2 separate regions of the Mus musculus genome follow, and region 2 is linked to region 1. Evidence: chromatin loops called from intact Hi-C (ENCODE). Cell type or tissue: heart. All regions are shown on one strand.

What was found. Peaks named below come from ENCODE experiments on the same cell type or tissue, not always from the same donor. Only the 100,000 strongest peaks of a DNase experiment are listed, where the experiment ranks them.
Region 2: it touches region 1 in a loop (2.4-fold over the local background); 2 of 42 quality-filtered maps call a loop at or near these places.

The regions. Positions count from the first base shown.
Region 1 is chr12:94,484,160-94,492,159 of GRCm38, forward strand. No RefSeq gene overlaps it. Among named protein-coding and RNA genes, the nearest start is that of Mir8099-2, 560 kb to the left of the region's middle. In heart, a CTCF peak has its summit at 4,763; a DNase peak (open chromatin) is centred at 4,762.
Region 2 is chr12:94,186,202-94,194,201 of GRCm38, forward strand. No RefSeq gene overlaps it. Among named protein-coding and RNA genes, the nearest start is that of Mir8099-2, 260 kb to the left of the region's middle. In heart, a CTCF peak has its summit at 4,530 (motif pointing right); a DNase peak (open chromatin) is centred at 4,790; H3K27ac peaks cover 627 bases.

The DNA.
Region 1 (8,000 bases):
AATTGAAGCAATAGAAATGAACCCACACACCTATGGTCACTTGATATTTAACAAAGGAGCTAAAACCATCAAGTGGAAAAAAGTCAGCATTTTCAAGAATGGTGGTGGCTCAACTGGCAGTTAGTATGTAGAAGAATGCAAATCAATCTATTTTTATCTCCTTGCACAAAGCTCAAGTCCACGTATATCAAGGACCTCCACATAAAATCAGATACACTGAAACTAAAAGAAGAGAAAGTGGGGAATAGCCTGGAACACGTGGACAGAGAAGAAAATATCCTGAACAGAATTCCATGGCTTTTGCTCTAAGATTAAGAATTGATAAATGGAACATCTTAAAATTTCAAACATCCTGTAAGGCAAGAAACACTGTTAATAGGACAAAACACCAACCAACAGACGGGGAAAGATCTTTAACAAGCCTACATCTGATAAAGCGCTAATATCCAATATATACAAAGAACTCAACAAATTAGAATCCAGACAATCAAATAACCCCATTTTAAAATAGGGTACAGAACTAAACAAAGAATCCTCAACTGAGGAATACAAAATGGCTGAGAAGCACCTAAAGAAATGTCCAACATCCTTAGTCATCAGGAAAATTCAAATCAAAACAACCCTGAGATACTACCTCACACCAGTCAGAATGGCTAAGATAAAAAATTCAGTCAACAGCAGATGCTGGTGAGGATGTAGAGAAAGAGAAACACTCCTCCATTGTTGGTGGGATTGCAAGCTGGTACAACTACTCTGGACATCAGTTTGGCAGTTTCTCAGAAAATTGGATATAGTTTTATGTGAGGAGCCAGCTATACCATTCCTAGTCATATACACAAAAGATGTCCCAACATGTAATAAAGACAAGAGCTCTACTATGTCCTTAGCAGCCTTATAATAGCCAGAAGCTGGAAAGAACCCAGATGTCCTTCAACAGAAGAATGAATACAGAAAATGTGGTACATTTACACAATGGAGTACTACTCAGCTATTAAAATAGGGACTTCATGGACCTCTTAGGCAAATGGATGGAACTAGAAAATATCATCCTGAATAAGGTAACCCAGTCACAGAAAAACACACTTAGTATTAATTCAATGATAAGTGGATATTAACCCAAATGCTCAGAATACCCAAAATACAATTCACAAACCACAGGAAGCTCAAGAAGAAAGACCAAAGTGTGGATGCTTAGGTCCATCTTAGAAGGAGGAATAAAATACTCATGGGAGGAAGCACAGAGATAAAGTGTAGGGTAGAGACTGAAGGAAAGGCCATCCAGAGACTGCCCCACGTGGGGATCTATCTTATATACAGCAATCAAACACAAACACTATTGCAGATGCCAAGAGGTGCTTGATGACAGGAGTCTGATATAGCTGTCTCTTGAGAGGCTCTGCCAGAACCTGACAAATACAGAGTGGTTGGTCATAGCCAACCATTGGATTGAGCATGGGGTCCTACAATGGACAAGTTAGAGAAAGGACTGAACGAGCTGAAGGGGTTTGCAACAACATCAACCTACCAGACACCCCAGAGCTCCCAGGGATTAAACCACCAACCAAAGAGTATTCTTGGATGGCTCCAGTCGCACATGTAGCAGAGGAGGGCCTTTTCAGGCATCAATGGGAAGTGAGGCCATTGATCCTGTGGAGAGACTGGATGCCAGAGTGTAGTGTAATGCCAGGACTGGGAAGCAGGAGTGGGTAGGTGAATCAGGGAACAAAGTCATTGAAGGGGGAAGAGGAGATGGGATAGGAGGTTTCCGGGAAAGGGGATAACATTTGAAATGTAAATAAGGAAAGTATCTAATTAAAAAGGTGAAACAAATAAACAAAAAAGAACGGGTCATGTGCTTAAGTTTTAGCAGTTGGCTCAGATGGCAATCACCCTGCTAAACAGGTTTATGCTTATTTGTTTTGTTGCTGTTGTTGTTGTCATTAGTTTTAAGAATATCATGCTAGGTCTTTTAGAATAATCCATTCTCTACATCCACACCTCATCCTAGATCCATCCCTCTTTGTTGTCAGCAAGTTCTCTGCCCTCCTTTGCATCAAAGACAGCCTGAGCTGCTGAAATATTCTTGAATATTTGCCTTCCACTGGAATCTGTTCTAGCTATCAGAGGCAACATTTTTAGAGTATTAACCCTTCCTCTCCCAGAAGCTAAGGATGTCAATAGGTCTTGAGTGAAAGGTGGGACTTTATGCTTTACTCCCTCTTTTCTTTTTTTTCTGAGGTTTCATCTGGTTTTTGCTTCTACAGGGTCTTGTACATAGAGTGACATTTGCTATGAGTCCCTGTGTGCAACTGTCTTGCTCTGTGTATAAGACAGCTTTTCCTTGGAACAATCCATTGTCTCAGAATCTTACACACTTATTGATTTTTTCTTTCAAAATGATCCATGAGTCTTTGGAGGAGTGGGTATGACTTGTATGTTCCATATTAGTTGAATGTTCTCTACTTTTCTATTCTCTGCACTTTAGCCAGTCTTTGTGTTGACTGTCATTCACTACAAGCCGGAGCTACTCTGGTGAGAATTGAGAAATGTTTTAATCTATGGGTATAATGATAACTTATTAAGCATTATTATAGCAGTATGTTCATTTTGCAGAATCATAGAAATATGTCCTTTCCTGGGCTCCTCTATCTCTTCAGCATATTCTTCGCCTGATAGTGATACCAAGAATGGCCTGTTCAATAACAAGGACTGCTCTTAGCTGAAATAAAGTCTTCCTAATGTGTTCTGGAAGATAACAAAAAAAACATGAACACTAGCCTTTTGTATTGGGGAATCATTGGGATGTCACTGACCAACAATTCTAAACTTCTCCCCAATGGGTTCTCTCATACATATAATTTGTTTAATGAATGGTTCTGTGTTTGGGGACATAAACTCATAGTGGTACTCAAATCAAGGGAGACAAGTCATGGAGCTTATAATAAATGCCTATGACTAGAGTCTCAGTTCAGAACACCCATCATTTCATGCAGGCATTTTTCAAACTTTCCATTCAGAAAAAAAAAAAAACAGGTAACAAAAAGTTTCATATTCATTGTTTGTTGTTTGTTTGTTTTCTAGAGGGAAAGGTCTATCAGCTTCACTGATATGCATTATCTTTATACGATATAAACACAAGCTTTTACCACACAAAACTTTCTCCTCAGTTATTGGAGACTTGTTTTTTAATGACTCTTTACTTACCCAAATTTAAACTACAATGGCACTCACATTAAATACTATTAATTAAACTTGGCCTCCAAGATCTTTCAAATACTGGATTACCAACCAGGCAGCATACACCAGCTGATCTAAAGACCCAAACACATATACAGCAGAGGGCTGCCAGGCCTGGGTTCAGTAAGAGAAGATGCACATAACCATAAGAGACTAGAGGACCCAGGGAGTTTAGAGGTCTGGTTGGGTGGGGTGGGGTGGGGACATCCTTGTGGAGATTGGGGGTGGGGAGGAAGTATCAAATGTGGAACAGTCAGAGTGTGGACCTGGGGATGGGAAATAAAATCTGGAGTGTTAAATAAATAAATAAATAAATAAATAAATAGCCACCTGGGGATGGGGAATAAAATCTGGAGTGTAAAATAAATAAATAAATAAATAAATAAATAAATAACCAAAAAGTAGAGTTGTTATATAGAAAAAAATACTATCAAGCATCCTCTGTACTATGAAAAAAAAGCTACAATTATTAACTACTTGCAAAGGGCTTTAAGTTGGTGAATAAGCATATCTATCAGGAAGAAAGTTTGGCTTCCTGTAGCAATCCTTCCTGTTCCGTAAAAGGGTTGACATAGGCAAAAGGGAGCCTTCTTAAGGTCTTTGTTACAGGTTCAGGTATGGACATAACATAGCTGAAGTTTTGGCTGAATTCACTTCCAAGTTTTTACTGAGTGATATCATTTTGGATGCAAATTCAAAGCAAAGACAATCGAGACTATTTTCATTTGGGTGTGGACGGGAGAGGAAATACTATGTTACAAGTATTTGTAATATGTCTTTGTAGGCAGCATATCTGAAAAGATTCATATGCATTTTTGGATGCACTGGGTAGAAATCAATCCCAGACATACACTGATCATCCAAGACATGCCAGGAGGGGTGTTTTGTGCTATTGAGAACAGATGTTAAAGATACTTATTTCAAATGTAAAGACAGACACTTCTATTTCTATTGTGTGGTGTGGACCAAGATAACATTTATAGTAACTGTTCCTGGACATATTATGTCCCCATACTATCACAAGTTACTCTGTCAGTGATTCTCAAAGTTTTCTTGTATGATCACTGGCAGAAACAATTGAGGGTAAATTTGAGTCTATCACATACCTGGATGAAAAGGCTGCTATCACTTTTGTGAAAATAAATCTGAACTGTAAAACATATAAGAAACTATAAGCTGAAATCTACCAAATGCCTAGTGTGTTAGATTTTTTATATTTCAATTCTGCATTCTTACTATTCCATAAAATGTCACATTTTGTTCTGATTTTGCACACAGCTTCCTTTTTCCTGTAATTAGTGGCCATAATTATTTAAACATTCAAGTAAATTTGGTTTTCCTGAAAGCATGACAAATTATTTCACATGTCTCTGGTGTCCCAGCTAAAAGTTTTATGACTTGATATTTTATGTTTTTCCTCAGATAATAAAATTGTCTCTCTACTCTAAGAGTACAGAGCTGGCAAGGGACAATGAGAACTAAAAATATTGCCTATTGTTTTGTCATGCCCCTGTGGCGCTGTGTATCCACAGAGGGATTGACCGAGGAAACTAAGCAGGATGATACAGGATGCTATGCACTCTAAAGTTGGACTCAGGGAGAAGGTTCCAGGACAAAATGAAATCACAGATGCTTTGATCTGCTCTGCTCTGAGAATGACCATAGATCTTTCTCACTATGTGAGAATGATAACTTTCATAAAGAAGAGCAATGCATTTGTAATGGTTTATGTATGAATTTGTGAAAGATATTAATACTATTTTAATATATGTGTACTTTTTATTAGATGATTTCTTTATTTACATTTCAAATAGTTTCCCTTTCCTAGTTTCCCCTCTGAAAATCCCTTATTCTCTTCCCCCTCTGCCTGCTGCCCAACCCACTCACTCCAGCTCCCTGGTCCAGGAATTCCCCTACATTGGGCACAGAACCTTCACAGGCTATTGATGACCTACTAGGCCATCCTCTGCTACATATGCAGCTAGAGCTACAAGTCCCTCCATGTGTTTTCTTTGATTGGTGGTTTAGTCCCAGGGAGCTCCGGGATTACTGGTTAATTCATATTGTTGTTCCTCCTAGAGGTCTGCAAACCACTTCAGCTCCTTGGGTACTTTCTCTAGCTCCTTCATTGGTTATCCTATGATCCATCTAATGGATGTGAGCATCCACTTCTGTATTAGTCAGGCACCAGGGGAGCCTCTCAGGAGACAGCTGTATCAGCAAGCTCTTGTTGGCATCTGCCATAGTGTCTGGGTTTGATGGTTGTTTATGGTATGGATTCCTAAGTGGGGCAGTTTCTGGATGGTCAATCCATCAGTCTCTGCTCCATACTTTGTCTCTGTAACTCCTTGCATGGATATATTGATCCCCATTCTAAGAAAGAGCAAGGTATCCACACTTTGGTCTTCCTTCTTCTTGAGTTTCATATATTTTGCAAATTGTATCTTGGGTATTGTGAGCTTCTGGGCTAATATATACTTATCAGTGAGTGGATATCATGTGTGTTTGTTTATGACTGGGTTACCTCACTTAGGATGATATCCTCCAGATTCATCCATTTTTTCTAAGATTTTAATGAATTTATTGTTTTTAATAGCTGAGTAGTACTCCATTGTGTAAATGTACCACATTTTCTGTATTCATTCCTCTGTTGAAGGATATCTGGGTTCTTTCCAGCTTCTTGTATTTAAAAAAAAAGGCTGCTATGAACATAGTTGGGCATGTGTTCTTTTTACCAGTTGTAGAATCTTCTGGGTATATGCATAGGAGTGGTATTGCTGGATATTCTGGCAGAACTATGTCCAATTTTCTGAGGAACTGTCAAACTGATTTCCAGAGTGGTTGTACAAGCTTGCAATCCCACCAACAATGGAGGAGTGTTCCTCTTTCTCCACATCCTCACCAGCATCTGCTGTCACCTGAGTTTTTGATCTTAATTCCACTGGTGTGAAGGTGGAATCTCAGGTTGTATTGATTTGCATTTCCCTGATGACTAAGGATGTTGAATAATTCTTTAGGTGCTTCTCAGCTATTTGGTATCCCTCAGTTGAGAATGCTTTGTTTAGTTCTGCACCACATTTTTAATAGGGTTTTTGGTTTTCCAGAGTCCAACTTCTAGATTTCTTCATACATATATTTTGGATATTAGCCCCCTATCGGATTTAGAATTCGTTAAAGATCTTTTCCCAATCTGTTGATTGCCATTTTGTCTTATCGACAGTGTCCTTTGCATTACAGATGCTTTGCAATTTTATGAGGTTCCATTTGTTGATTCTTGATCTTACAGCATAAGCCATGGCTGTTCTGTTCATGAATTTTTCCCCTGTGCCCATATCTTTGAGGCTTTTCCCTACTTTTTCCTCTATGACTTTCAGTATCTCTGGTCTTATGTGGAGTTCCTTGATACACTTAGACTTGAGCTTTGTACAAGGAGGTATGAATGGATCAATTTGCATTTTTCTACATGATAATGGTCAGTTGAGCCAGCATCATTTGTTGAAAATGATGTCTTCTTCCTACTGAATGGTTTTAGCTCCTTTGTCAAGTATTATGTGACCATAGGTGTGTGCCTTCATTTCTGGGTCTTCAATTCTATTCCATTGATCTACCTGTCAGTTCCTGTACCAGTACCATGCAGTTTTTATCACAATTGCTCTGTATTACAGCCTGAGGTTGGGGATGGTGATTCCACCAGAAGTTCTTTTAGTATTGAGAATAGTTTTTGCTATCCTGGGTTTTGGTTATTCCAGATGAATTTGCAAATTGCATTTCTAACTCCGTGGAGAATTGAGTTGGAATTTTGATGGGGATTGCATTGAGTCTGTAGATTGCTTTCTGCAAGATAGCCATTTTTACTATATTAATACTGCCAATCTATGAGCATGGGAGATCTGTCCATCTTCTGAAGTCTTCTTTGATTTCTTTCTTCAGAGACTTGAAGTTCTTATCATACAGACCTTTCACTTGCTTAGAGTCACTCCAAGGTATTTTATATTATTTGTGACTAATTTGAAGGGTACTATTTCCCTAACTTCTTTCTCAGCCTATTTATCCTTTGTGGAGAGAAAGGCCACTGATTTGTTTGAGTTCATTTACTATCCAGCCACTTTGATGAAGTTACTTATCAGGTTTAAGAGTTCTCTGGTGGAATTTTAAGGGTTACTTATATATACTATAATATCATCTGCAAATAGTGATATTTTGATTTTTTTTCCTTTCCAATTTTTATTCCTTTGATCTCCTTTTGTTGTCTAATTGCTCTGACTAGGACATCAAGTACTATATTGAATAGGTAGGGAGAGAGTGGGCAGCATTTTCTAGTCCCTTATTTTAGTGAGATTGCTTCAAGTTTCTCTCCATTTAGTTTGATGTTGGCTACTGGTTTGAGGGGTATTGCTTTTTCTATGTTTAGATGTGGGCCTTGAATTCCTGATCTTTCCAAGACTTTTGTCATTAATAGGTGTTAGATTTTGTTAAAATCTTTCTCAGCATCTAATGTGATGATCATGTGGTTTTTGTCTTTGAGTATGTTTATATAAATGGATTACATAGATATATTGAACCATCCCTGCATCTCTTTATCTTTGGATGAAGCCTAAATGATTGTGATGGATGAACATTTTGTTGTGTTCTTAGATTCTGTTTTTGAGAAATTTATTGAGTATTTTTGCATCGATAATCTTAAAGGAAATTGATCTGAAGTTTTCTTTGTTGGGTTTTGTGTGGTTCACGTATCAGAGTCATTGTGGCTTCATAGAACAAAT
Region 2 (8,000 bases), 300 kb before region 1:
CTTGCCTTCACTAGATTTATAACATAAACAGTCAGAGGTTGTGGTTGAATCTGTATGGTGGATAAAACTTCCAGGGGGATTTTTACTCCATGATGAATGTTCATTGAGCAAATTGCAGTGAAAGGGTGTTTATTTCATGAAACACCTGAATTTATTTTCTTAATTGAACCACTCTCTTGGCAGTGTGTTCTCTAAAGACCCAGTGGATGATCGACATCCCCTGCACCATACTGCTTCTCAGAGGGCAGCTACCACCAAGCACGGGATGTGAGGATAATATTTAAATGTTTTAAGATGTCTTGTTGGCTCACTGTATCCCTGGCTTCTGTATCTATAGACCCAAACACCCACGGATCAAAATAGAATAAATACACTCTACTCTGTCTAGAATGAACATTCACAGATTTTTTTGCCATTATTTCCTATATAACACATATATCAACTATTTACATTATATTTGGCTTTAAAGTAATCAGCAGATTATTTTTAATGTGGGAAATTGTTTTATAGTTTTCTGCAAAGGCAGCCATCTTAAATGAGTTAATTGGGCAACTTAAGGTCTGAGAATTGAAGGGGATCACATAAACTATCCCCATAGATAAGGAGCAACAACCACATCTTTGGAAACACTAGCCTTGACAAACCGTGCAGAGGTGGCATTGTCTGGACTTATTAAAGCCATATGGCACTGCTTCTAGAACAGGCCCACTAGTAACTCAAGTTTCTCCTGGTTTGTCTCCACCTTCCTCCTTGCATTCCTTTTCCTCTCCATCTATCCTTTGTAACATCTTCCTACCATGGTTGCTTTACATTAGAGTGTTTGTTCTACTCTGTACCTTATTTTCATTTTTTGTTGGTTTCCTAATATAACATAACGTTATATTATATTGTAAATATAATGTTATGTTATATTTCTTAACATAAATCACCTACAAATATCTGTAGATTACGAACTCCCTAAGAACAAAGGACAGAGCCCGTTTATTTTACTACTGTAGTCCCCTCTGTAATTGCTGCTTTTTATCATGAATAATGATAAAGAAAATTCAGATAATTTCATTTAAAGATGAATGACAGGAATTATATGTTAAATGCTTTATTCCAAAGCATTAACTTTAAAAGTAAGAAACTGGAGTTTTTTATACTACATTTAGGATGCTCAATATACACTCTGTGACCAGAAGTTCTAATTGTACCTTAAAGGGGGTTCCTTCAACTCTTGAAATCTAATGCTAGCTCTGAACAACAAGGCATCAATTAATATTAGAACTTGGGGTATTAGGAGTGGGTGCTATCCATGGGGGTGTGGAGAGAGGTGACAGACATTTATCCTAACCTAGTAAAAATAATGGGAAATAGGAGCTCTGAAGAACTGCCATAGTCATATCCCACATTTAGAAATTTTTATCTAGCTCTGAAAGGCATGGTGGCACAGGAACCTGCAGTATTTCTAGAAGTCTGACAGTAATATAAATCAGCATAGGAGCTGTTATTCTGAGAAGTTTGAATTCTACACAGTAATATTCCTTTCTGCAACTCTGTGTTTAATATGTATCTTGTTCCTGGCTATACGTCTTTATAAAAATAGAAGAGATACATGGCATAATGATCAACAAGTAATGAATATGTATAATTTAGTAGCATACATTTCCAATTTTGATACCAGTTGGAGAGGCACAGGAAAAATATACAAGATTGCTAGTAGTGAAAAATTTGGAAAATCCAGTATGCTTCAGACTGTCCAATTCATGGATGGAGCTATAGCCTGTGGAGATATTAAATGACAGGTCTCTTGTGCCCAAGCAGTGAATAGCAATATTAAGATTTCTTGCCTCAGGCCAGTGCTTTGCTTCATTCATATGTTTACCACTGTGGGATTTGAGGAGCTCAGAGTGAACAATTTTTCATACATACCCATCTCTGACATCCTCCAGTTTTAAAATACTGTACAGGCCTTTGCCGATTATCTTCTGTAAGTACAGCACAGTTGCTTGCCTCTTGGGAGTTTGAAATATATCTAAAATAACCCAGAAGTGTATTCTTTGTTGCTTTGTGACCCAGAGACAGCTTATGTAAACCTCCAAAGGCTCTACAGAGACAAATGACTCTGAGCCTCGTGAGCTTTCACTGTGCAGTATGCCGGATAAAACAGGTCTATGATACAAGTTATATTTTAGCAAACAGTATCTCTCAACATGATTACATTTTGCTACCTCCCATGGAAGGAAGGAATAGATCTTAGATATAATACACATTAAGAGATGAAAAGGCTTTTAGTAAACAGAAGAACGAGGAAAAGTCCAATCATACAACTCAGCCAGCATTAGCCTTGGAAAGGATGCCCTGGGAGTCTCAGACAAGGCATACAAATGTGGTCAACATGGTGTTCTAGACAAGAGTGTTCCAAGTTGTTCTGCTGTGACATAAACCCTATAGATCACTGAGAACGTTATACTTGTTACTTTTGGAGATAACCAGAAGCATATTTCTCAATGGCTCCATACATTTTCCTAACATCACACTTTGATTTATTACTCTTTTTCACCTTCTGCATTAGTACCTGAGTTGCATTCTGAATACCACTCATTGCCCACTATCTTGCTGAAAACACATTGTTCATACCATCATCATAATCCAAAAATATCAATAGAATTTATACTTTTAAATGGATGGAAATGGTGTGCATGCTCTGCATTCTTCTTGACTACTAATTATTTTTTGTCCCTGGATTAATTCTCTTGCCTAAACACAGTATGTGGTAGAGAACAGGGTGTCAATGAAATCATGCAACTCTATGCATTGCTAAGGTATAAAGGGAATTTTGCATAAAAGTGGAGTGTTATAATTCAATAAATGATCTTTTTAAGGAGAGGTGATGCTCAGAATGGAAAATTTCATAGGGAATATCTCTTTGTGTTAAAATTGTCCTTCCTTCTTTCCTAATTCATCCTACAGAGTATCTGAGATTATGCCGTTACATACTAGGTGTTTTATGCCTTCCTAAAACTCATGCTGAAATCATAACTGCCTGTTGTCTCAGAATATAAAATTTTTGGGATTAGATATTCAATAAATGATAGTTTTCAAACAAAGATGAGCTGGTTTGCATAGATACTAACATAACACATCATTTGGAGTTAACAATATATATATATTATTTAGTCTTATATATATATTTATATATATAATATAAATATATATATATTGTTTATATAAATAAATATATATAATTTGTGTGTGTATGTAAATACAATACATATACACATACATGTATATGAAATTGCACCTGAGGCAGGTACTAGACATTGCTTCAATACAGAAAATTCAAGGAGTCCCCACAGTAGCCACTAGACAGCTAGAACCTATGGGAAAGGATGGATCCATTTTCCTGGTAAATCTCAGAAGTTATCAATGTCACTGATCATTTGAACCTTCTGATCTGGAAAATTGTGAGACAGCAAAAGTCTGTTATTGTAGGCTACTCACCCTGAGGTCTATTTTTATTATAGACATAGAAAAGTAATTGAACTGCAGGTCCATTGTTTAAAATAGTGTTATATATCTTTTCTTCTAAAGATCTTAAAGAGATTTTTATACATTCAGTTTGACAGTCTAGAAGTGACTAGGAAGCCCAGTGGTTAAGCTCATTCATGCCATGTAGTCAAAGAGTTCACAGCTCTGATTTAGTGTAAGACATCAGATCTTTGGTGCCAAGATAATTCATCTTAGCCTTCCTAGTTCTGGTAATGCCAGGGTAGTCTATTCTGGAAACTTATCAATTTTAAAACCATCCAACTCACTAATTGTGGTACTGTTCATAACTTAAGTATACAGATCCCAACCTACACGAGACTCTTAAACAAATAAAGTACATAGACTAAATGCAACAGAGCTCAGGGCTTACAGTATGGAAGGATGACTTGAGTGGATAGATGATGACTCTCTAAATCGGTGTTTCTGAGTTAAGACTAAATAAAAAGGACAAAGTTGAAGGTTAATCCAAGCTGGTGAAGCACAAATAATTAAGATACAAGAACAAGAAGAAAGAGAAGTTAAAAGCAGTCAGTACCACCAATGAGCAAAGAGACAAATTAGAATTGGGAAAGAAAGAATGACACCTCTGGGACACATGAAGGTCTGAAGGCTACTCAGAGGTATATGACTTTCATTGAGGCTGGCTTTTGGGTAAGATGAAACTGGAAAGACTTAAAATCTTATTAATATCACTTTGTCAATACCAGCTTCTTTAAGGCAAAGTCCCAGACAAAACAATTGTTTTTAACCTTTCATTTAAGTCCTTTGCTTACTTGCTGTCTCTCTTGTATTCTCTTTATCTGTCAGTGTTACTCTTCGATATTTTAAATTTAGTTTTCTTCACTTGTATTGTTTTTGTCTTGTCTTCATGTAGCAGTAGTGCGCGTGCGCGTACACACACACACACACACACACACACACACACACACACACACACCACATATCTAGAAAGATTAATTTAACTCCACTAGGGGTCACTTCTGACCCACTGATGAGTCCTTAACCCTAAAATTTTGCCTGCCTACATAGCAAATCCTGAAGGATTTTTCTTCATGCTCTCCTTTGCTAACTTGGTGACCCCATTACCATCACAAGGACTGACATCAAAGGCAATGTCATCCACACCCTCCCTGGTCACAAGCCACCTCAGGAGCCAGCCAGGCTATTTAAAAAGGCATGCCCCGGGTGCTTCCCTTTGTTCAGAGTAGACAGGCAGTCCTGGGCTGGGAGCTTGGCACTTTGACAAATGTGCCATCATTATACAAAGTGTAATGTCATAGGAAAGGCCATGACTGTGCCAGGAAGGCCAGGATGTCTGTCTGCTTCTTGCTAGCAGGCCCCCAAGTGTCCACATCCAGGCGTCCAGGAGCTTCCTTCAATTGTCTACACATTGAGTTCTTTATCCTCTTAAAGACACGCATGCGCCTCCTTAGCCATCTGCTAAAAAGTGAAACTTCCAGTGATTTATTTCCAATCTGGTCACTTGAAAACTGACAGTTTTACTAATCTGAGAAATTATAGAGGCATCGGGGACAAGTAAGGTCTTTTGGTACTCGTCTTCATGTGCATTTATGTGCATATATTAAAAATGCCCCCCACACTGGCTACAGGAACACATATATCTGTCATCATGCCTGAAGTGAAAAGGTGAGGCTAACCTTTATATACATTTCACTCCATAAATTTCAGATTCTTTGTAAAGATCAGGATAGCAATAATTTTGCTTAGTTGAATCACTGATTTAAAACTGCTAACATAAAAGATTTCCCTTTTAGATTTTTTTCCTAGCATGCAAGCAGTAAATTTCATTAAATATTATTTTGCAGAAAATCTTGACCAAATTACCATTGTTTAGATGAACTGACACAAATGGACACACACATCAAATTGAATGTCAGCGTCTGTTTTATACTTTTTATTGTCTTTTAACCATAAACTTTTATACCTAGTCTCCCAATTTATTTGTTACTTAATGTGTATTTTATCTGATGGGTCTCACTTCCACGAAGATCAACAAGAATTTATATCTCTAGTATGTCATAAATCAAGGACTTGGTTTTACTTTAATTCAGTTTCAGTAGCCTTTACATTAATGTCTATAAAGGTGTTCTATGTAGGCTCAGATGGTAAATATTTAGGATGCATAAGTTGTGTCTTCACTGTGACAATTGTTCAGCTTTGTGCTTGGAGCACGAGACAAGTGTTAGATAATTCATGAGACCATGAGAGATGCTGTGCTGTACAAAATCTTTACAGAAACTGAATACTGGGTACCTTATAGTAGTCACAGGTCATGAAATGCCATTGGTTAATTTTTTTAACTGTTTACAATGTATGGAGAAAGTTCTTAGATCACTTCCTCTAGCAAAATCCATGGCAAATGGGATGTTTTCTGTGAAGGATAGGTCATAAAGCTGTATATACATAAAATTATGAAAATTACTGTCACCTTCAGTGTATATGCCAATTGAATGAACAATTTAAATTCTGCTCAGCTCTTCATCACTTTATATCATCAGCTTGGTCATTGGGTTGTACTGCCAGGGATTAACTTATAGAAGGAAAAGAGGAGCAGATATGAATCGTATGCACTTAAGGACTGACTAAATTATAGATCTAAATAAATTATGTTACAAGGAATATGAGTGTCTTTATAAAGAGATTTACTGACAGATTCTATAACAAACAAGTAATAAAAATAAATAAATAAAATAAAAGAAGAAAAAGAAATAAAAATGTGTCCTAGGTTATCAAGATTTAATTATAAAAAGCTAAGGACTTGCCTTATGGACACAGAAAAAAGCTTTCCCAGGAAAGTCAAGCCCATTCTTCTAAGTATGTGAATGAATATAATGCAAAGTAAATATGTATTATTACTGAGTCTCAAATTATAAAACAGAAATGAGATGTGCAAATAGGTAATTCTGATAAAGTAATTGCTCAGATTACAACAGTAATCTGGAACATAGAAGATCACATATCAGACCAATTGTCCTAGGATAAGCACTTGTATCATGATGATTCTTATTCACAAATCTAGTGGTTATGTTAAGAGCAGCTATTGAGCATTAGCAAAATTAAATTTAAATGCAAACAAAAAAAACAGAATAAGAACTCAATGATATTTTATCTCTGATTATTATTTTAGAATGCAAATTCTATGGTTGTGTTTATATATAATACATGGTGAAATTTAATCCATATAGTATGTATATAACATATACATATAATGATACAACATACATCTGTACATTTAGAATATTACTATCATCATGTGTATGCTCTTTAGAACAAAAGCAAGTGTGCCTTGTGTAGTGGTGATGGAACTAAGGTCAGATTTGTAGGATATTGAATATTAGGAAGAAAGTTAAGTAACTGATTTCTCCTGGGTAGAAATAATTTGATAGTTTTTTGTGTGTGTATAGGAAGCTGGAGTTCCTTACTAACCAGCCCAAATTGCATCCAGAGGCAAGGTCTCTCCTAAGTCTTACTTTTTCCAATATATTTCCGTTAATTAGTTGTGAATAAAATACTTTAATTTCCAAACAAGGTAATTTTGTTTAATTTATAAATTAGATGATTGTACTTACACATTAGTTCTGGAGACAAGAAGCTGTGGGTGATTCTCAGTTTGTGCTTTCTCTGCTCTTTCCATACTAGGCCATGCCTGGTTGAAGGAGCACTGAAAAGATGGACAGAATGGTTGCCTGCTGATTTGGCTCAGGAAGCATTTGATGATTATTATGGAAATTGTCCAACATAGATTCCTCAGACTTGTGGCATTTCTTTTATTCCCACCTCATTCTGACAGCATTCATCTTTGACATGACATTTTCTTAAATTGGCACTCATGAATGCAGAAGGCACAATAATTTAGGTCCATTTGCTAAAACCAACTTGATGGTAACTCGGGACAGTTCAGAATACCAACAGCTGTTATACCATTTAGATTTATTTTTAGCAGCACCATTGTGAGTCTAATAAAGGTTAAATTTACCAGTACATTTATATGTCTGTCATTCTAAAGATTTGAACTTATTTTAATGAAGCAGAAAATTATATAGACAAATTTAGTTTGATTATGGGGCTACATATAATAATGGGAATAGTGAACATTGATCAGAGGCTGACATTGTACCACATGTTAATATTGAGGGATTTATTTTCCACGGTAACTCTGATAGGTAAATACTATTACCATGCTCACCTGTTTGAAAGAGTAAATGGAGAGATAAAATGTCAGCAAGTCACAATTTAGAATCAAAGGAGCAACATTGCAACATCAATTAGTGACAAGAGTGGTCATGGATTTAAAAGAAGGGATGAGAATATGGAAGAGTTTGGAGGGAAGAAAAGGAGAAAATAAATTATATTATATTGTCAATAATTAAGAAAATGTATATATTTAAAAAGACCTGAAAGGAGACAAAATGATCTTTTTATAAAAAATTAATGTATTTACTGAT